Regions from separate parts of the Mus musculus genome. Here all the other regions are linked to region 4. The links are chromatin loops, found by intact Hi-C in ENCODE. Cell type or tissue: heart. All regions are shown on one strand. Region 1 holds the start of Traf4 (TNF receptor associated factor 4). Region 2 holds the start of Nek8 (NIMA (never in mitosis gene a)-related expressed kinase 8). Region 3 overlaps Fam222b (family with sequence similarity 222, member B). Region 4 overlaps Flot2 (flotillin 2).

What was found. Hi-C counts contacts between places; a loop is a spot of excess contacts. Peaks named below come from ENCODE experiments on the same cell type or tissue, not always from the same donor. Only the 100,000 strongest peaks of a DNase experiment are listed, where the experiment ranks them.
Region 1: a loop joins it to region 4, with 2.8 times the contacts of the local background. A loop is called at or near these places in 21 of 42 quality-filtered maps.
Region 2: a loop joins it to region 4, with 7 times the contacts of the local background. A loop is called at or near these places in 19 of 42 quality-filtered maps.
Region 3: a loop joins it to region 4, with 2.9 times the contacts of the local background. A loop is called at or near these places in 18 of 42 quality-filtered maps.

Annotation. Positions count from the first base shown.
Region 1 is chr11:78,163,291-78,168,290 of GRCm38, reverse strand. It overlaps Traf4 (TNF receptor associated factor 4), which reads left to right and starts at 2,741. Exons shown (of 7, transcript NM_009423.4): 1 at 2,741-2,993. The coding sequence starts at 2,851. Nek8 (NIMA (never in mitosis gene a)-related expressed kinase 8) reads left to right here. Exons shown (of 15, transcript NM_080849.3): 11 at 49-199; 12 at 405-568; 13 at 670-828; 14 at 983-1,141; 15 at 1,514-2,185. The coding sequence ends at 1,542. In heart, a CTCF peak has its summit at 2,732; DNase peaks (open chromatin) are centred at 2,690, 3,680 and 4,370; H3K4me3 peaks cover 3,509 bases; H3K27ac peaks cover 3,105 bases.
Region 2 is chr11:78,175,768-78,180,767 of GRCm38, reverse strand. Nek8 (NIMA (never in mitosis gene a)-related expressed kinase 8) reads left to right here and starts at 4,102. Exons shown (of 15, transcript NM_080849.3): 1 at 4,102-4,208. The coding sequence starts at 4,162. It overlaps Tlcd1 (TLC domain containing 1), which reads right to left and starts at 2,110. Exons shown (of 4, transcript NM_026708.2): 1 at 1,712-2,110; 2 at 1,316-1,398; 3 at 1,146-1,228; 4 at 1-821. The coding sequence starts at 1,905. The coding sequence ends at 438. Mir7653 (microRNA 7653) reads right to left here and starts at 1,941; the gene lies at 1,881-1,941. In heart, a CTCF peak has its summit at 4,832 (motif pointing left); DNase peaks (open chromatin) are centred at 1,697, 2,157, 2,767, 4,327 and 2 weaker places; H3K4me3 peaks cover 4,579 bases; H3K27ac peaks cover 3,792 bases.
Region 3 is chr11:78,148,862-78,153,861 of GRCm38, reverse strand. Fam222b (family with sequence similarity 222, member B) reads right to left here. Exons shown (of 3, transcript NM_145430.3): 3 at 1-165. It also overlaps the pseudogene Gm12571. Among named protein-coding and RNA genes, the nearest start is that of Traf4, 14 kb to the left of the region's middle. In heart, a CTCF peak has its summit at 2,493 (motif pointing right); DNase peaks (open chromatin) are centred at 831 and 1,371.
Region 4 is chr11:78,057,671-78,062,670 of GRCm38, reverse strand. It overlaps Flot2 (flotillin 2), which reads right to left. Exons shown (of 11, transcript NM_001040403.2): 7 at 4,850-4,969; 8 at 4,557-4,771; 9 at 3,981-4,164; 10 at 3,577-3,726; 11 at 2,237-3,476. The coding sequence ends at 3,438. Among named protein-coding and RNA genes, the nearest start is that of Mir144, 13 kb to the left of the region's middle. In heart, a CTCF peak has its summit at 2,140; a DNase peak (open chromatin) is centred at 2,090; H3K27ac peaks cover 758 bases.

The DNA of each region.
Region 1 (5,000 bases), 110 kb before region 4:
GAAGCTCAAACTAATCCCATTTTGTTTTGTTTTCTTTTGTTCTTTTAGGTAGACTGGGACTAGGCACCAGGGAGTCCCATAACTGCCCTCAGCAGGTGCCTGTGGCCCCAGGACAGGAAGCTCAGAGAGTTGTCTGTGGTATTGACTCTTCCATGATCCTCACCTCTCCAGGCAGGGTCCTGGCCTGTGGAAGTAACAGGTACTGGGGCATCAAGGTGCTAGGGCTGCCTCCCCGCCCTCCTTGGATGCAAAGTATCTCAGTCCTTATTGCCTTCCTCCTCGTTCTAAGGTTCAGAGCCTTAGGATTTGTCTCTTGGAGCTATAGATCCTAGCAATCCCTGCAGAGACTCCCTGCGGTGGGAGAAAGGCAGGCGGCTGATACAAACTTCTGGCTCCATCCTTAGGTTCAACAAGCTAGGCTTGGACCACCTATCCCTGGACGAGGAGCCTGTTCCCTACCAGCAAGTGGAGGAGGCCCTGAGCTTCACACCACTGGGCTCTGCACCTCTGGACCAGGAGCCCCTGCTGTGTGTGGACCTTGGCACTGCTCATTCAGCTGCTATCACTGGTGTGTAGGACCTAGGCATGGGAGGCCTGCAGGGGATTCGCCGGGCTTTGTCCAGACTTCTGCACCACTGTCCTTTCCTTGCTTGTCTTCTGTCTCCACAGCTTCTGGGGACTGCTATACTTTTGGCAGCAATCAACATGGACAGCTGGGCACCAGTTCCCGCAGGGTCAGCAGGGCACCCTGTCGGGTCCAAGGCCTGGAGGGCATCAAGATGGTGATGGTGGCCTGCGGGGATGCCTTCACTGTGGCCGTTGGGGCAGGTGAGGGTGGGCAAGATGCGGGTGGACCGGATGCAGGTGGACCACGGCAGGAATATGGTGGGTTATACTCACCACCTTCCTTGTGGAGTTGTTCTTGCTGTCCAGTGTTCAGCTGATTGCTTAGTTAATGCCCCACTCTTTCCAATTTTGGCAGAGGGGGAAGTGTATTCTTGGGGCAAAGGAACCCGAGGCCGACTGGGAAGGAGGGATGAGGATGCGGGGCTGCCTAGGCCAGTGCAGCTGGATGAGACTCATCCTTACATGGTGACTTCAGTGTCCTGCTGCCATGGGAACACTCTGCTGGCTGTTCGATGTGAGTTTTCTTCTCCTATCTCACCCACATCACTAGGGTGAACCCAACTCCCCTCTACTCCCCACTCTATCTTCCATAGTTATAACCCAAATTACCCACCCAGAGCAATCTTCTGCCCCCAGAAAAATGTGGGAAATGGGGAGGGGACGCCATTTCCCCCCTCAGGGAGAAAAGGCTGCTTCTATGGCTCTCCACACCTTGTGTGAATTCTTGCTCCTAATACTTCCTGGAGCCAGTTGATAGGAAAACTTCCCTTTCTGGCCTGGCAGGAGGGTTCTGGCTCCAGGGCCCAATGAAATCAAAGAGGGCTGATGCTTGCTGTAGGCGTTGCCTCCAGAAAGGCAGTAGTAGCTTCTCTTTGATACTCTTCAGCAGTCACAGATGAACCAGTTCCCCCCTGAGGCGACAGGATGATCCAAGAGACCACCTTTGAGTATTCTGAAAAATGCAGGTGCCCGAGGAATGACTGTTGTCAGCGTCCTGGATTGTGTCGTCAATGGGGTAGAAAGGCCAGTGAAGTCTACTCTGTTCCCCCAAGTCCCTGTCTCCAAAGCTCTTTATCTTAGTAAATATCTGCAAGGCTCCAGTCTGGCAGGGGTCAACAGAAGGACGGCCTTCAAAACCTTTGCTAAAAAAAAAAAACGCACCTTTCTCCAACCACCCTCAGCCCAGTTAGAAAGTAAGTCCCTGACGGTGTCCTCTTGGAGACTCATGCCATGCTTTGGAATAGGGCAAGCCAGGGCTTGTTTGGACTGGTCATTAGGCTAGCCTAATCTCTGCATAGCTTGCAGCTGATAGGTTGGAGGGAGCCCCCTTTTCTATCTTACCCTGAGGCAAGGGTTTGCACAACCCCTGCGAAGGCACCCCTCCCCACACACACCTCTTAGGGAGGGGGTGCTGGAGCTATTTTTTTGTTTGCTGAGGAGATACTGCTGAAAGGTTGCCCTTTCCCCAGGCTATTCACCAGACCTAGACTGGGGAGAAAGGTAACCCGACCAATTTCTCAAAGGTTTCAAAGTATCACTAATAAAAATATCAAATGCCTGCTTGGCTTATGATCTCTTACTGGGTGGGTGGAAGTGGCCGCTAGACACCCCAAGACTGGGTTGGGCCCGACTGTGGTTGCAGGGCAGCGGCCAGGAGGAATGTGGGCGCAGCCAGAGGCCTGAGGGCTGGGGCCGAGGTTCCGCTGGCCCAGCGCCCAGCCCAGTTTCCTTGCTCTAGCCTGGTTTACTGGGATCCTGTTGCCAGGCTTCGCTGCCTAGCACCTAGAAGCTAGGGCCCCGGGTCCCTGAGCGGCGCGTGGCGCAGGAGACCTTAAGGTGGCCTCTAAAGTGTCAAGTCTTTGTGGTGCGACCTGATAGGCACCATCGTAACGCAAGGGGACCCGCTTCTGGAAGACTCTCGGCCACACTCGGAGTTCCAGCGGGAAAGAGAAGCCTAATTTAACTTTCAAAGCCAGGGCAGAGTTCGGAGTGCGACAGCATTCGGAGTGAGGGGTTGTGGAGTGGGCGGGGCACGAGGGCGGGCTCTAGGACCATGGGGACGCGGCTCCGCCCCCTCTTCCGGCGGGCGGGGTTGCGGACCCGGGCCGGTCTCGGCCGCCAGTCGGCGCCGCCCGCAGCCGGGAAACGCGGCCCGAGCGAGGCGCGGGCTGTGGGGCCGCCGCGTGCCCGGCCCCGCTCGCCCGTGCCCGCTGCCAGCCCGCCATGCCCGGCTTCGACTACAAGTTCCTGGAGAAGCCCAAGCGGCGGCTGCTGTGCCCACTGTGCGGGAAGCCCATGCGCGAGCCTGTGCAGGTGTCTACTTGTGGCCACCGCTTCTGCGACACCTGCCTGCAGGAGTTTCTCAGGTGCGACCCGGGGCGGTGGGCCTCCGCCGGCAGTGCAGGGGGATGAGGGCGGTGCACGGGGGACGGGCTCGGGCCGGAGACACGTCGCGCCTTTGTCTGCGAGGCCGCCCGGTGACCTCAGGAGCGCCCACCATGATGTCAAGGGGCGGCAGTGACGTCAGGGCCCTGGGGAGGACCTTACGCACCCAAGCGTAGGGTCTCGGGTCCTACCTGCCCAGCTCCAGGTAGGAAAAACTGCCTCCCCACGCTCTGGCGGAGGGAAAGCCGCCCTTCCTGACCCGTAGCCGGCCCTTCCCCCCTACCTGAGAGCCCGAGCGGCCACAGTCTTGAACTTTGAATCCTTTAGGGAAGGGAAGGACAAAGCCTCTCTCTCCCGCGCGGCACTCAAGCCGCTGGAGTTTTCACCTGTCCAACCTCTTCTTTTCCTCTCTGACGTTGAGAGAGCGGCCGCTATTGTTCTCCCATTTCAGAGATTCAAAAAAATAAGGGCTGCGATTTGCCCAGGGTCACACGATTCAAGTCTTTAGCTGGGAATCCAGCCCGGGCTGCGTGTGGCCAAGCAGTAGAGGTTGGACTGTGACCTGCAGCCCTCCCCGCCTCTTAAGTGGGGAACCCTCCCTTGGGGTCTTGAGTACAATGGATGGTTGGTACATCGGCCACCCGGGTTGGTACTGAATGCCCTGTGCCCACTGAGGATCCAGGTCCTGCCTTGCGGCCTCAGGCATCGCTCACATTTCTGGGCACCCCTGGGCGGTCTTGAGGCTCCTGGCACTGAAGGCTGCATGTTGGAGGGGAGATCGGGGAGCCCCAACGCCCGTGGAGGTCGTGCTCTAGAGCACAAGGCAGGCTGAGTCTGCCGCGGTCCCGCGAGGGGAACTGGCAGGGAAAGCAATGTGGGACTTGTGCCTCAGTGCTTCGTCCCCACTGTCTTCCGAAGCCCCTGGCTGGCGGAAATCTCAGCAGGCCCTTTGTTTTTTGTTCCTAGCAGCCGCGGGCTCCTGCTCTCACATATGCTCCTGCTCAAGCTGCTGTGGTCCCCCCTCCTCCCTTCTTTTCTCCCTCCTCCCTCTGGCCCTCCTCCCTGAAATGTACACACTTAACTCCTCTACAGACACACACGGGCCCATTGTCTTCCCGGCTCCCTTCCTGGCCCTCTGGTTTCCAGATGAGGCCAGCTGAGCCAGCCCCCTCCTCCAGCTGACCCACCCTTACTGCCTCGGGGAAGGAGCCAGGAGGGGTCTGTCAGGCCTTGTTCCCTCCTTCACCTCCTTCTCAGTCCCCTCGAGGCTGCTTCTGCCCCTCCTCCTCCCGGAAATCCCCTCTTCCTCTCCCACTACCCCCTCCCCCCATCCTGTCTTCTCCCCTGGGCTTGGGCCTCCACTGCTCAGCCAGGAGCTGCCTCTGCCTTCTCCCCTCCCCCACGATCCAGTTGTGTTTAGTGGCTTCTGGAGGAAAGAGGTGATTGAGCAGGCTCTGCCTCCCCACTATCACCCCTACCCTACAAGTTAGGTTGTCCATAGCCTTGGCCAAACCTTTTGTCCTGGCTGGGCCCCAAGCTGCAGAGTTAGCTGCTGCCTGAAGCCTAGGGACCTGCCTTAGTCCCCTTGCTGTCTTCAAAACCACCGGGTCAGCACATTCCAGAAGCAGCCAAGTGGACCCCCCTCCCCCTTGGCCCACCCCTCTTTTACTCCTGCTGCTGCTGGCTATTACCCAGATTGAGCCAGGAAGGCTGCTCCTGGGTGCAGGCATAGCTCTTTAGTGCCTCACTTGGGTCCTTCGCATCAGGGACATGGCCAGTAGTGTGGACCAAGAGGAGGTGCTTTGATGGACTGGGCACCTGGGATATGGACTGCCCAGGCTCTGGACAGTGCTGTTACAGCAGGGCCGCCCTGTAGTCTCTGCTTCCGCCTTGAGGCCTACCTGACTCAGATCTGCCAGGAATGCAGAGCCTGGGGGCTTTCAGTCTTGCTGGGTGAGCCCATGCCTTGCCTGGGCCATGGCAGTCAT
Region 2 (5,000 bases), 120 kb before region 4:
ACCAGGGTCATTTATTATAGACAGGTGTTGGTTCTCCTGGGACACTGCTCCATCACAGGCTCAAAGGACAAGCTTTACAAGAATTCCTTCCCTGCTACAGGCTGGTGTGAAACCAATACCAGGGTTTGGAAGAGCAGAGGGGTTATTTTAGAATTGTCAGCATCCATTTCAGGGCAGTATGGGTTGGCAGGCTTTTGGACAGTGTCTTGTCCTCACCCATTTAGCCATGCCCAACCGGTTGGTCTGCTTCCCTCAACCCTTGCCCAAGAACAGGACTTCAGAGAGCTTTCATTAGTGTTTTCAATAGTGTGGGTGTAAGCTTAAGGTGGAAAGGCTGGCCCCAGAATACACCCAAGCTTGGGGCAGAGTACTAGTTTATGTTACAGAGCAATTGGCTGTGCTTGCCATCCCTTTTACAAGTCCTGGGTTCTACTTTCTCACTCAGTCAAGAATTTGTCTTTTTGTTGGCGCCTGGGTGCACGTTCAGGGCAGAAATCAGAGCGGAGGAGGCGAGAAAAGTAGATGATTATCATCAAGTCCAGCATGAGCAGGATGGCCAACAAGAATGTGCCCAGGGTCCTCTGGCCAGCATACTGTAGGAAGAACTTGGTGAGGTAGGCCTGAGGGGCCAATCGGAAGAGGAAGTACATGACCAAGTTGATATACTTGTTGACCTTGTAGAGGAGGAGATCCTGAGCATTGTTTATCTTCATCATCATCCTTAAGGTGAGGAAGATGTTGCTGACCTCTACCAGTAGTGTTAAGACGCCACCACCAACAAATCTTTTCCAAAAGATACCAGAGAAGAAGGCGCCCATAGCCTAGGGGACAAGTGACAGAACAAGGGCCCATGAAAACAGGTCATATCAGTCGGAAGCTGAGGAACACCAACTTTACTGCTAAGGTTTCTTTATTCACTAGCGTTAGACTTTGTCCACGAGGGTCTAACTCTGTATGACATCCTGGTCTGTTTACCTAGATAGTAGATAGGCCTAGGCACTCTGCTGTCCCCAGAAGGTGTTTAAACATTGAGAGAGTCTTAGGCAACTTAGAAGTCAGACGCTGCTGGGTTAAGATGGCCTCCCTCCCTGGCTCCAGGGGTTGTGAAGATTTTGCCTGTGTCATTTCACCGGGTTCTCCCTTACCATGACATGATGAACAAGGTATTCCCAAGAAGCTCGAGTTTGCTTGCTAACCACAATGTCCACTGTGTCGTGGATAAAGTATCCTAGTGGAGAGGTAGGGAAAGAGGAAAAGACTGAACACTTTGAAATTATCTTCCAATCTAATCTTAACCTTCTTGGGCATAACCTACCTGCAGAGAAGCAAACAAGCAAATAGCCAGAAGCTGACCACGCTGTTTCAATCTCCACCAGCATTTCAGGGGTTTGCCATAAGCTGGAATAGAGAAAAGGGATGTTCTCGCGGTTGTAGCCTCCCGGAGGACCCTCGCCTCCCCCAACAGTCTTGCCAGTCCCAGGGTGCTCTGTGCGCCTACTATTGGCTGGTTGAAGAGTAAGGAGGGACTTGGCCAAAGCCCAGGTACCTTGGGTTTCCCACAGCCGTTCTTGGTTGGGTAGTTTTCCAAACGGAATCAGGTGAGATCCTTGGCGTCTGTTCACCCGTGATGGGAATAGCAAGAGGGAGCCCAGTCCGAGCACCCCGCGAAAGATCCCACGGCCATCTCATTTACCCCGGGTTGTTCACTCACCACAGCAGTGCCCAGATCCCTGATACAATGGAGTGGGTGAAAGAGACGAGTAGGTTGTGCCAACGCCAGGTGCGCAGGGGGTCGGTTTGCACGTGTGCAGGCTGGGGCAGGCGACAGAGCACGCGCCGGAGTGCCCGGAAGGTCAGCGTGGCGCCCAGGAGCAGCGGCCAGGCGGGGTGGAACAGTAGGGGCATGCTGACCCTTCCTGCCGTCTGTCTGTCCGCCCCTTAAGCCGTCTCCTCCGACAGTTCTGGGAACACCGTTCCTTCTCTGGCCAGCGCGCCACGATCGTTTCTGCCGCGGGCCGCCAGCCCCACAGTTTCGCGGAGCCCTCAAGGCCCCTTCGCTCCTCCCCGCGTTCCCAGTGAGGCCTCTGCCCGCCCCTGCCGCCCTCGCCCCCGCCCCGCCCCGCCGCCTGCCCCCGCCCCTCGGGCGCCTCTGCCGCGAGGAGGGCGCGAGGCCGGTGTCCCCCAGGGCCCCGCCCGGAATCGGCCGACTTCGAGCGCGAAGGGGCTGTCCTCGCCATCGTTGCCGAGGCACCCTGTCTGGCGCCTCCCGACATCCGAAGGCGTCCTCGGCCGCCCTCGTGCGTACGGCCCCACTAGCCCACTTCCCGACTTTCTCTGCCGCCACCAGCTCCTACACCCTGGGCAGGTTCTGCGAGAACGCTCCTCTCTCAACTCTTTCAGGGCAGAGCTGGGCGGGACCGTCGCACAGACCGGGCTGCTGAACGCTAAACCCGGGGGCTCAGGAGCGCCGCCTCAGACCACGGCTCCGCCCAGACTCGATTCCTCTCTTGGACCGGGATCGACGTGTTTACCTGCTTCTCCCGCGCCCCGCACGAGTGGTGCTTAGGAACTGTTGAGTCACCCACCATCACCACACTTCTCCCCATCGTTCTTGGGCTCCTGGAACACAGCGGTTGTCACAGTCCTCCCTCAGACAGTCCCAACCCTCTTCTGGCTCCTTGGAGGCTGGGGCGGGGAAGGCTGCCGATTTGCCCAGACAGCTGGGGTGACCCTCTCTCCAGGGCAGCGGCCTGGAGTAGATGCGGCTTCTGGCCACTAGGTGTCAGTCTGTCCTCACTGTGATGCGGGATCCAAGCCCGCCTCCACTCCAGAGAGTAAGGCAGTTGCTCTGCGGAGCGGGATCGGCAGACCAGGAGAAAAGGAGCAACCCAGAGGCGGTGCTGAATGAAGGGAGTGTGCCTTTGGGAGGTGGAAGTGGACAACGAGGGCAAAAAGTGGGGACTAGGAGAACGGTGTTTCAAGATGTTGAGGGGCAAAAGCCCAAGCTCAGACTCCCAGGCACCTATGCCTTTTGGGTATTTGCTGCCTTCCCTGATGGTTCCAGGGTTACACATTAACTCCCAGAGGTCCCCAGGGTCACTCAAGGCCCATTCGGTTACTAAGTGATAGCACGATGTAATGTTTTGTGTGAGCGTTTTACCCCAGCACTCCCTCTTTGCTTCCCCAGCCAACTCCGGCCTGAGCCAGTGACCACAGGTTCCCTCCACGTAGGCTAGTTTGGGGCGGGGCAGGGACAAAAAATAAACAACCCTTCTCTCGCCCACTGAGAAATAGGAACGTTGTTAGCTAAGGACCACCTCCTGAATACTGACATTTTATAACTCCCTTAGAGCTGCAGGCGTCATGAAGAAGTCAGGATTTCATTCATCCTGGTCGAAACCCTAGCAGCGATACCAACCAGCCCACTATTTCTGGACAGAAGCATAGAACCTTCTCTGGGTTTCCCCCTACCGCGACGCTATAAGTTTTGAGTAAAGCTCCGAGTCCCCCTACGGCAGCGTTTTGTGCGGATTCTGAGAAACCGAGAGCACTGTGCTCAGTAGTTGTTACAACCAAGAGACCACGTCATGTACTCTTCAGGTGAATCAGTTTGTCCAACTGGGGTTTTCCCGGTCCCTCCCTCGGCAAACACCAAATAACGCCGCTCCTCTCCCCACACAGACCGGCTCGGTTTTGGTGGTTTATACTTTACGTGCCAATCATGAGAATCCCTTTATCTTTCTGAGGTAGTGCCAACTCGTCCCGGACAGTGGGGACTGTATCGATCTTCGCATTCCACTCGCATTAGACCTCTGAAAGAACAATCTTGTTTTTTTGCCGGGCAACATAAGTGGGCGCCTTATCGCTCCAGTCTAACTACCTATGCCCAAGTCACGCGTGTGCGATGTGGCTGGTACGGTTCTGAGCACTGAGGGACTCGTCAAGAAACCCAGAACGACTATTCTCTGATCCCTCGTTGGGGAAACACGACTTAGCCTCTAGGTTGAGTTCAAAGTCAGAGAAAGACGCCGGACTCGACAGACGCCCCCGTTTCGCCGGCTCCGCCCTGCAAAAGTTTTACAGCAAGGAGGAGGAGCTCCCAGATGGGAGGGTCCGCGCACGCGCCGCACCGGGATTCCAGAAGCGTAACTGAGAAATGAGATGGAGAAGTACGAGCGGATCCGAGTGGTGGGAAGAGGTGCCTTCGGGTGAGCCAGGGCGCTGGGGAGGAAATGCTAAGGGAGAAATTAGGGCCCTAATTCTGACCAAGAAATCGTGGCCCTGTTGGCTCCGCCCCGAAGCCAGAGCACCACTATGGGATGCCCCGCCCAGGCATCCGGTCCTTAGGTTTAGGCGGGAGGCCCCGCCCACAGCCAAACCACGCCCTCCAGACCAGCCTGTGCCCTTGGAAGATAGTTTTTCCCTGTAGATTGGTTATTCTTTGCTTCAACTGATAATAAGCGTAAACTGCACAGGTCAGACTGCCCGGAGTTTACAGTTATGACCAAAACAGGCGAGGTACTTCCCCTTTACGAACATAGCCCATAGGTAGTTGATCCAAACAAACAAGATATTGTTAAAACAGTTAATGAAGTTTGAGCAGTTATCAACAGTAAGAGACCGTGCACCAGGTGGGGTGGTACACGCTTGTCATTTCAGTACTTGGGAGCAGATGTAGGAGCATTGCTGTGAATTCGAGGCCAACCTGGACTACATAGAGATTGTCTCCAAAAGAAAAGACAAGCAAGAGCTGAAGAGATGGTTAAGAGCACAGACTGCTCTCCAAAAGGTCCTGAGTTCAAATCTCAGCAACCACATGGTGGCTCACAACCATCTGTATAATGAGATCTGACGCCCTCTTCTGGTGTGTCTAAAAATAGCTACAATGTACTTAGATATAACAAATCTTTAAAAAAGAAAAGAAAAGCAGTTTTTTTTTTTTTTTTTTTTTTTTTTTTTTTTGGTTTTTCGAGACAGGGTTTCTCTGTATAGCCCTGGCT
Region 3 (5,000 bases), 91 kb before region 4:
TGTCGAGGCCGTTCACAGTACGACGAACGTGTTTCCGCTGGGGAACCTTCACACTGTTGGGGAAGATTTTTATAGTCAGTGGGTTGTTTGCGACCTTCTTAGCATACGCGTCCAATTCGGCTGGGGTGGGATAGTGAGCAGTTCTCATTTTCTGTGTAGTGTCCCCTAGAGAGAGAGAAAGAGAGAGAGAGAGAAAGAGAGGGAAGGAGAGCAGAGAGGAAGGGCTCATCAGTGCCAAGCCAACCAGCCTTCCTAGACGCCCTACTGAAGCCATGACGACAGGATGCCAAGCCAACCAGCCTTCCTAGACGCCCTACTGAAGAGATGGGGCAGGGGGCTGTCATCTACAGCATTCACTCTAGATAAAACCACAGTCCCCACAACCACAAGCACAGCTGACACTCACTGGGGACGCACACTAGGCCAGGCCTGGGAGTAACCCTCACTACTACTGCAGGGGGCAGGACCACTGGGAGCCTGTTTCAGAGGTCTCTATGGATCAGGGTGGAAAAACAACTTTCCAAGTCTCTAGCTTGGAAATCTAGAGTGTAGCCGGTTCTCATGGACATCACCAAGAGTACAGCATGAGGCTCCAAGTTCCCACCTGCCCGGACGGTGCAGGGTTAAAGCTTTAAGCAGAGCCGCCTGCCAGTGCCCTCCTCAGTCATTCCTGACACTGGTTAAGGGGACACTCTTAGTCCCTAGGCAGACATTCAGTCTGCAGTGGCTAGCGAGGCAGCTGGGGTGCTTCGGCCATGGGTGTACAGGCCCATCTGGCACAGGGAATAAGATGCTTTCTCAGGAGAGAAGGAGGAAGCTGCCAACTCTCCCACTCACAAGTTCACGTCTGTTTACAGTTTACTGGGGGCCTGACTGGCTGAAGATCAAAAGGCTTTATTTATTTGCCTATGTGGAGGACAGCAGGGAGGGACTGAGAAGACGACACAGGCCATCTCTAAGTCCTGGGTGGCAAACACCATCTGTATTTCATCCATGGCAACTGTCACTTTCCAAAAAGGAGAAGGAAAGATTTGCCTTCCTTTGGAGACTGCAGGAATACCCACTCAGTGTGCTTCATTAATGTTAACAGTCTCCTTGTTCTCATCTCCGGGTGCCTCCCATCAGGGGACTCCAGCGGATGCTGGGTTTCCAATCCAAAGGGAACATTTTCCATAACAAGACCTCTTTAAGGATGCCAGGCTCCCTCCTACAAGGGAGCTCTGCTGTTTTCTTCTCTCAGAGAAGGGGGTCTACCCTGAGCACACACAAAAAGAACTTAATAAACACTTGCTGAATGAGTAAGTATACGCACTGCCCAAAGCAGAGGAAAAATGGCTTGGCACAGAGCCTGGGCTCAGCTGGCTGACTCCCTCCCTGCTTCCTCCCTTGGCAGAAAGAAGCCAGGAAAGACCAAGGGCTAGTCTGTTAGTGCCCAGCTGGTAGCTCTGGTTGGCCTTGGCCCAATGGAGCCTCCATTCAGAGCCATGTCACCGGGCATCAATGGAGCAGAAGCAGACCCAGGGGAGCATGGTAGAAGAACTGGGGGGGAAACTGCTGTTCTCTGAAGCAGGAAAAGACAAAGTTCAAGTCTAGGAGAAACAAGTATGTGGTCCCATGCTCAAAAAGCAGACCAGAGCTGGGGATGTACCCGGCTCCGGCTACGCTTCCATCTCATCAGCCTAAAACACTGTCCAATTTACCTTGACATCAACCAGCTCATTTAGAAGAAATTGTTACCAGAAAACTCTCTAAAAGACACAACTTTAAAAGCCACCCAAATGATTTCTTTGGCTCTGGTTAATGTCAGCAGCAGCAGGGAAAGAGGCAGGGCCTTGTGACATCACTAACAGTGGCCTGCAGAAGTCCCTGTCTTCAGACAGACCTTTACTGAGGCAAACCCAGGATTCCTGGTTTCATCATGGAAGAGAATTTCAGGAAAAGTGAGTATCCTGAAAAAAAAATCTATTAAAAAAAAAAAAGAAAGATTTATTTATTTATTTATTATATGTAAGTATACTGTAGCTGTCTTCAGACATTCCAGAAGAGGGCATCAGATCTCATTACAGACGGTTGTGAGCCACCATGTGGTTGCTGGGATTTGAACTCAGGACCTTTGGAAGAGCAGTCGGTGTTCTTAACTGCTGAGCCATCTCTCCAGCCCTCAAAGCATATTTACAACGGGCATAGACACCATCCTAAGTCACATTATTTAGAGTGTATAATTCATTACAAGGTTTAAAGACTGAAAATTTTTGTTTTAGGTCTAAATGTAAAAAATTCTTTTAATATCATTTTGGCCAGTAGTGGTACATGCTTTTAATCCTATCATTCAGGGTGCAGAGGCAGGTGGATCACTTCAAGTTCAAGGCCAGCCTGGTCTACAGAGAAAGTTGCCAGCCAGTACTACATAGGGACTGGTCTTATACATTAAAAAAAATTAAAATATGTTTTATGCTACCATGTCTGTAAGTGCCTCTGGAGGCCAGAAGAGGGCGCTGAACTCCCTGGAACTGGAGGATGGACTACTGTGAGGCACCAGTGTGTTGGAAATTGAATCCAGGTCCTCTGGCAGAGCAGCCACTGCTCTTCACTGCTGATCTTTCTCCCTAGCTCCACTAAGATACATAAGTTGGGGTTTTTGTTTTGTTTTGTTTTTTAAGAATTTCATTTTGTAAATGAAGATGTAAGGTAGATTTTTGAGTACTTTTTACATCTGGGAGAGTGAAACCTGTGTCTAGGGAAATGTATGTTGCCTCACTGGTGGAGTCAGGACAGATAGAACAGGTTCCTGGGTAGACAGCCTCTTTCCTTCCTTCCCATTTCTAGGCACATTTTCTACCATTCTATTCTACCTCATCAAAACTTACAGAGCAGGCGGAGTTCTGGGCCGGCATGCTCTGTAGAAAGTTCCAGGACTAAATACAGGTGGTGGTGCAGGCCTTTAATCCCAGCACTTGAGAGGCAGAGGCAGGCGGATTTCTGAGTTCGAGGCCAGCCTGGTCTACAGCATGAGTTTCAGGACAGACACAGACACAGCTACACAGAGAAACCCTGTCTCGAAAAACCAAAAAAAAAGCAAGCAAGCAAGCAAGCAAACAAAAATACCAACAACTAACACAGACTTTTCTCCCTCTTGTTTTAATTACTGATTCTTGTTTCTCTTGTGTGTATAACTGTATGTGAATGATATGGAGGGATGTCAGAGCACAATTCTGTGCAACTGGTTCTCTCCTGCCACCTCTATGTGGGGTCTGGGAGTTGAACCCAGGTAGCTAAGCTTGCATAGCAGGCACCTTACCTACTCAGCCAGGTCAGCAGTGCCCCACTCCCGTTATGCTTTTGGAATCCAGACTTCATCAGACAACAGGGCTGTCCCTGAAATGGCAGAGACCCTCCTGACTCAGCCATGTCAGTGTTAGAATCCCAGGTGCAAGCCACTGTGCTCAGCTCCCACCAAGCCCACACTCACTGTGTTTCTGGCTCATGTATGTCTCTCTCCTGGTCTCTTAACGTTCATATTTATATCTAATTTAAAGCCTTCATGGGTCTAGGGCTACACTTGGTTAGTAAGGTTCTGGTTTGGATCCCCCAAAATGCATTAACCGGGCATGATCTTGTATACCTATGATCCCAGAACTTGGAAGATAGGAGCAAGAAGAATCAGAAATTTAAGGTCACCCTCAACCTCAAAGAGAGCTAAAGGCTAGCCTGGGATACGTGACACTCTATTTTTCGTTTTTTCTTCTGAGACAGGGTTTCTCTGTGTAGCCCAAACTCAATCTATAGACCAGGTTGGCCTCAAACAGAGATCCACCTATCCTTGAGTGCTTGGAATAAAGGCATGTTCCATTGCCACTTGGCTATGACACTAAATGAATGGATCAACTGAAACCTGTGTGTGTGCATGCATGCATGTATGTACATGTGCATCTTCGAGAGTGCGTGTGTTTGTGTGTGTCTGTGTGTTTCCCGTGTGTTTACCTGTGGAGGCCAAATGACACCAGCTACCTTCAACAATCACTCCTCTATTTCATTCTCCCTCATTCTTAAAAAAAAAAAAAAATCAGTACTTTGAGAATTTTGTATAACTATTTTGATCAAATTCATGCCTTCCCCTACAGATCCAATCCTTACTACCATAATTGAGACAGAGTTTGTAGCTCGTTAACTCCAAAAGACTAGCCAGCTAGTAAGCCTCCCAGATTTTTGTAAGCACAGCGGAGCTTGGCTTTCCTTGGGTACTGGGGAGCCAAATCCAGGTCTTCCTGGTGGCAAATGAGCTATCCTCTTAGTTCGTAAAACCTACCTTATTAACCTCTAACACTGCCTCATACTAACTATTCCTGAAATTCTTTTTGGGCACGCGCGTCCGCGGAGGCCCAGCCTGTGAGCATTCTGGAACTGGCTGCAAGGGTTGTTAAACATGAGCCTGCGGAAGCAACCCCCTAGCGACTTCTTAAAGCAGATCATCGGACGGCCAGTTGTGGTGAAATTAAATTCTGGCGTGGATTATCGAGGGGTCTTGGCCTGCCTGGATGGCTACATGAATATAGCCCTGGAACAGACAGAGGAGTATGTAAATGGACAGCTGAAGAATAAGTACGGAGATGCGTTCATCCGTGGAAACAATGTGCTGTACATAAGTACACAGAAGAGGTGGATGTGAGACACCAGGAGGCACTGCTCTTCAGAGATGGACAGATGAAGTGGTTTTGGTTCTCTTACCATCTTAGTTGGCCTGTTTTCATGGTGGCTGGTGGGAGTTTGTTTGTTTGTTTAATTGACATTGGAATAAGATAGAGGTATTGCATTACAGATTGACTCTTAAGTTTTTCACACACACAAAAAAAGAAATTCTTTTCTGTTGCTTTGCAGCATAGTAAAATAATAATAATTAATAATAATAATAATAATAATAATAATAATAAATGTAGCACTTAGGAGGCAGAAGCAAGAGATTCCCTAAGTTCAAGGCCAGCCTGGTCTCCACAGAGAAACTC
Region 4 (5,000 bases):
TATTTTTTATATGTAGGATATATATTTATTAAGTGAAAAAACATTTATTATGTGCATTTGTCTACTGAGTTATCATTTACCTTCTTTATAATTAAAAAAAAAAAAAAAGAGTTTCCTGGATGGTAAGGAGGATTGTTGTTTGTTTTAGGAGTTATATAAAACTGTTTAGTTTTGTTTTGTTTTTTAAAAAGCCAAAACATGCTATTATTTCTAATTTGTAAGTGATCACTCCCCCCCCCTGCCCCCCGCCTTTTCTGGGTTAGAATGGTTGGGAATTTAATCTAGTGCCTTGGCATGCTAGGCAGTCACTCTGTCACTGAACTTCAGCCCTTCCCCCTCCCTTGCTTTCATTTTGAGACAGGCCTTTCATTTATTCCAGACTGGACTTAACTATGGAGCCGAGAATTACCCAGAGCTACTGATCTTTCTGCGTCTACCTCCCAAGTGGCTGGGATTACAGGCCTGCACCATTACTAAAGGCTTGTGAACTGCTAGAGGTTTATGAATGCCCAGGGCACTGTGCATGGCAGGCAAGCACCTCATTAACTGAACTACATCTCCAGTCCCCTTTTTCTAACAGGGTCTCATTCTGTACCCCAGGCTGGCCTTTGACTAGCACTGGTCCTCTTGCTTGTGTCTCTTCAGGCTTCTGATTTCAGATATGTTCCCCTGCACTAGTGCCGATAGGATGCAGGCTGTGAGGTACAGGTAAAATAATTTTAGGGTGTATTTGTCTCATTTTTACAATTTTTTTAGATGTATGAGTGTTTTGCTTACATGAATGTCTGTGTAGCACATGCATGCCTGGCGCCCATGGAGGTTGGAAGACATCTGATTCTCTAGTATTAGTGTTATAGTTATTTTTAAGCCATCATGTAGGTAAATTTAACCCAGTTCCATGCAATAACAAATGCTCTTAACCACTGAGCCATTCCTCCTACCCCACATCCTGTGGGTTTCTTTTGACGACTGTAGTTACTTTGGTGGTCTAATATGTCAATTTATTTCATTCTTGTTTTTAGACAGGGTCTAACTCTGTAGCCGAGTCTGGCTTTGAACTTGTAAAAAAGTCTTCTTGGCTCTACCTTGAGTCCTGAGATCACAGGCTCAACTGTCTCTCTTTTTAGACTGGTTTTCACATAGTTCAGGCTGGCTGTGTAGCTGGTGATGACCTTTAACCCCCAATCCTCCTGCCTCTACTTCTCGAGTGCTATTGGAGATCTGTGCTGTCAAGCCCATTTTAGTATTTTAGGCAGGATCTCATTGCATAGCCTTGGCTGGCCTGAACTTGCTATGTAAACCAGGCCAGCTTTAAACTCAGACCCATATGCAGTTGTATCTGTGGACAGACAGAACAATGGAGTCAGTTCTCTTCCTTCACCTTTCTGCAGGGTCCTGGAATTGGAACTCTGACAGTCAGGATTTTATGAAAGCACTTTGACCACAAACCACCTCCTCAGCCCCATGTGCACGTTTGTGATATGTCTCTGTGTGTGTATGCATGATGTGTGTGCAGGTGCACGCACCCTTTATTACTCTGCCTTATTCTATCGAGAGTTCTTTTTGGCTAGGCTGACTGTCCGCAATCTCCAGCAATCCTATCTCTGCCCTAGTCTACACTGGTTCCAGGTGTGTGTGGATACACTATGTCTTTATGTGGGTGCTGGGGATGAGAACTCAGGTCCCCATGCTTGCGCAGCAACTACTCTTACCCACGCAATCATCTCCCTAGCCCTGCTCTTGTTTTTCCATTAAGAAATCTTGCCGGATGTGGTGGTGTATGTCTGTAATCCCAGCATTAGGAAAGCAGGAGGAAAATGGAGTTCAAGGCCAGATATATAACATAGCAAACTTGAGACCAGCATGGGCTGCATGAGACCCTGTCTCAAAGCAAACCCCTCATACATTACTGAGGTCTTCAAGATTAAGTTGTTTACCAACAACAAAACTAAAATTTAACTTAGAATACAGGCATCCCTATCAGAGTTCATGCTCTTAAGCCCGAGAATCGGGCTGTACTGCTGAGCAGACTCAGGACTGGCAGAGGACCTGTTACCCACTCTGCATCCTCCGCCCCCTTGCCTCAGTGCCAAGGTCAGTCTCTACTGAGGGCAAGGCCAGTGTGCTGATGCCTCCCAGTGGCTAAGGAAGGAAAGAGCAACCCGGATGCCAAAGTGATTAATGTGGCTGGTTCTTGGTCCTTACTTTCTCTCCTCACAGAATATACGATGAAAGGTGTGGGTATAAGAGATCTTTATTTTCACCAGAGGGGGACAGGCAGTGGGGTAGTGCAACATCCAAATCCCGGACCAGACATGCAGCATTCACATGCAGAACAGCTACACAGGCTGGGCAGGGCCAGGGGTGGGGACGGGGCCCACGGGACACCCTTGTACCCCTACTAGGACACCAGGGCATTGGCCTCTTCAGCCACCAGTGGTGCAAAGGTATAGAATATTTAGCTGCTTCCCATGTCCCCATTATTCTGGCCAAGAAAATGGCATTGAGGGAATGAGGTTTGGCCAGTCTACAGCACTTGATTCTCTTAGGGTTGGCACAGCCCTGGCCTCCTGGGAGAGCTCCATGCACTAGCAGGAAGAAGGCCTATAAACCTTACTTGTCCCCAACAGAGCTAGACATTGACCCCAGAAACACTTAATGGGATCAGACTAAGACCCACCCACCAATCAAGGACAAGCCAAGGGAAGGGATGTCCCTGAGCACAAGCAGGGCCTCCTAAGGCAGTAGTAAGCTGAGGAAGCTGCTATAGACAGGAGGCCTTGCTTCTGTGCCTCCGTGATGGTGCAGGGGACAGGGGCAGGTATGACAGCAGGCCTGGGCCTCGGCATGTCAAGGGCATTACTCTAGGGCCAATAGGCCATGGCCACTCAGGCCTCAAAGGGCAAGAGCGTGTGGGTTGTGGGCTTCCCGCAACAGCGTTCAGCACTCGGAGATTCAGACCAGGAGAGAGGAGAGTGGGTGTCCTACCTAGGACCCTTGTACCCATGCTGGGCTCTGCCAGGGCCAGGGAGGACAGACAGATACATGTAGAACTTGAAGGCACCAGGATTCTGAGGAGCAGCGAGGCCACTCCTCACAGACAGACAGTGATTATCATACACAACTTCAACTTCAGTTAAAGTAGATGATGTGTGTGAAGTTGGGGAGAAAGGGGAGAGAAACAGATAGCCAGAGGAAGAGGCACATATGGCAGATGAGGAGACAGGCTGGATGAAGGTGGCCATTAATGTGAGGGCATGGGAGAGAGGAAGGCAGACAGGAGAGAAAGGAAGATAGCCAGAGATGGCCTGAACACGCAGCACTTCTGGTCCCTACAAAATAAGGCACCAGAGTCAGAAATGTTCTCGCTGTCCCTGTGACGTTAAAACAGGCGCTGGAAGGGCAGGCAGCTGCTGGAGGCTGAGTGTGCAGGAGCCTCACACCTGTGCACCAGTGGCGTTCTTGATCAGGGGTATCTGCAAGGATGACAGATGGTGAGGGCTACTTCCCTGAAGCCACCAGCCTCTCCAGTCTGGGCTGTCTAGGGATTCCCAGCACCGCTAGGAAGGTGCATACCTTTGAAAGGTCCACACCGGTGAGGGCGTGCACAGAGGCTGGCAGTTCTGCTAGCAGCCGGTTTACTTCTGATGTCACCTTGCTGTTGTCCCCACTGAGAACCACAATCTCATCGACTTTAGTCAGGGGCGCGGAGATCTTGGCAGCAATCTAGGAGATGGGGTGTTTGGAGGGTTTAGTGAGACTCTGCTTGCCTGTCCATCCCACTTCTCCACTCCATGTTCCACACACCCAAAGCAATGCGGGCAGCAAGGGATGGCTGCAGACAGCCTGGGTCTGCAGGAGGGATCCTGCCTACCTGCTGAGGGTTTTCCTCACACCCTCCTGATGATCCTGGCACTTGCCATTGGTCAAGCAAGGAGATTCTAACTCTGAGTGCAAGCTTGGATGGGAAGGAACCTCACCTGGGGCAGGGCCTCCAGCACCAAGGCCATCTTGGCTGCATCCCCATACTTCTGGTAGGCCTCAGCCTTAAGCTTCATCCGCTCAGCCTCGGCCTTGCCCATTGCCTCAATGACTGCTGCCTCTGCCTCTCCAATTTTGCGAATCTTCTCAGCTTCTGCTTGTGCCAAGAGGACTTGTTTCACCCTGAGGGAGCCCAGGACACGCAGTTCAGTTAAGAGATGCTGGGGCCCAGCGCCCAGCATACCCTCCAACTCCGTTCTGATGGCCGTTAGGGATGGGAGCCATTTGAAGGTGATGCTCTGTCCTGCTAGCTCTTGTGGAACACAAGCTACTAGCTCCCAACTCCAAGTGGGAGGGGTCTAACCACAAGGCCCCCTGTGCTAAGCACTATCCCAAGGAACCCTGGACTCTTAACTTATTGAACCTCCCAGACAACATGCCTGGGGGCTTATCTGCTTTGTAGAAAGGATCAGACTTGGACAAAGGGATTGCATAGCTTCCAAGCTGTAGTGGGGCAGTGGAGAGCTCTCCTGACAGAGGTCTGGTCAGCCTGCCTCCTGGGCCCAGGCTCTCACTTTTCGCCCTCAGCGATCTGCTGGATGCGGTGGGCCTCAGCCTCTGCAGGGCGGCGCACGGTGGCGATGAGCTCCTTGTCGGTGCGGAGGATCTCCTGCGCCTCCACGGCGATCTGCTTCTTGCGCTGTACGACCTCAATCTCAATCTCTTCCTGCCGGATCTTCTGTTGCTCGCGGGCCCCTTGCAGCTCATAGGCCAACTGGGCCTCAGCTGTCTGGAGCAGGAGGATTGGCATGTGAGAGGGCAGTCAGCACACCCCGAGTCCTGTGCCCGGGGACCTCTGGCTTCTCACCTTGATGTTGACTTCCTCGCTGAAGGCTGACTTTTGAAGCTCAAAGGCTCTCTTAGAGTCAGCGATCTTGGTGTCTGCCATGAACTTCACATCTAGCATCTCCTTCTTGCATTCAGCTTCCTGGGGATAGCAAGGGTATAGTGAGGATTAA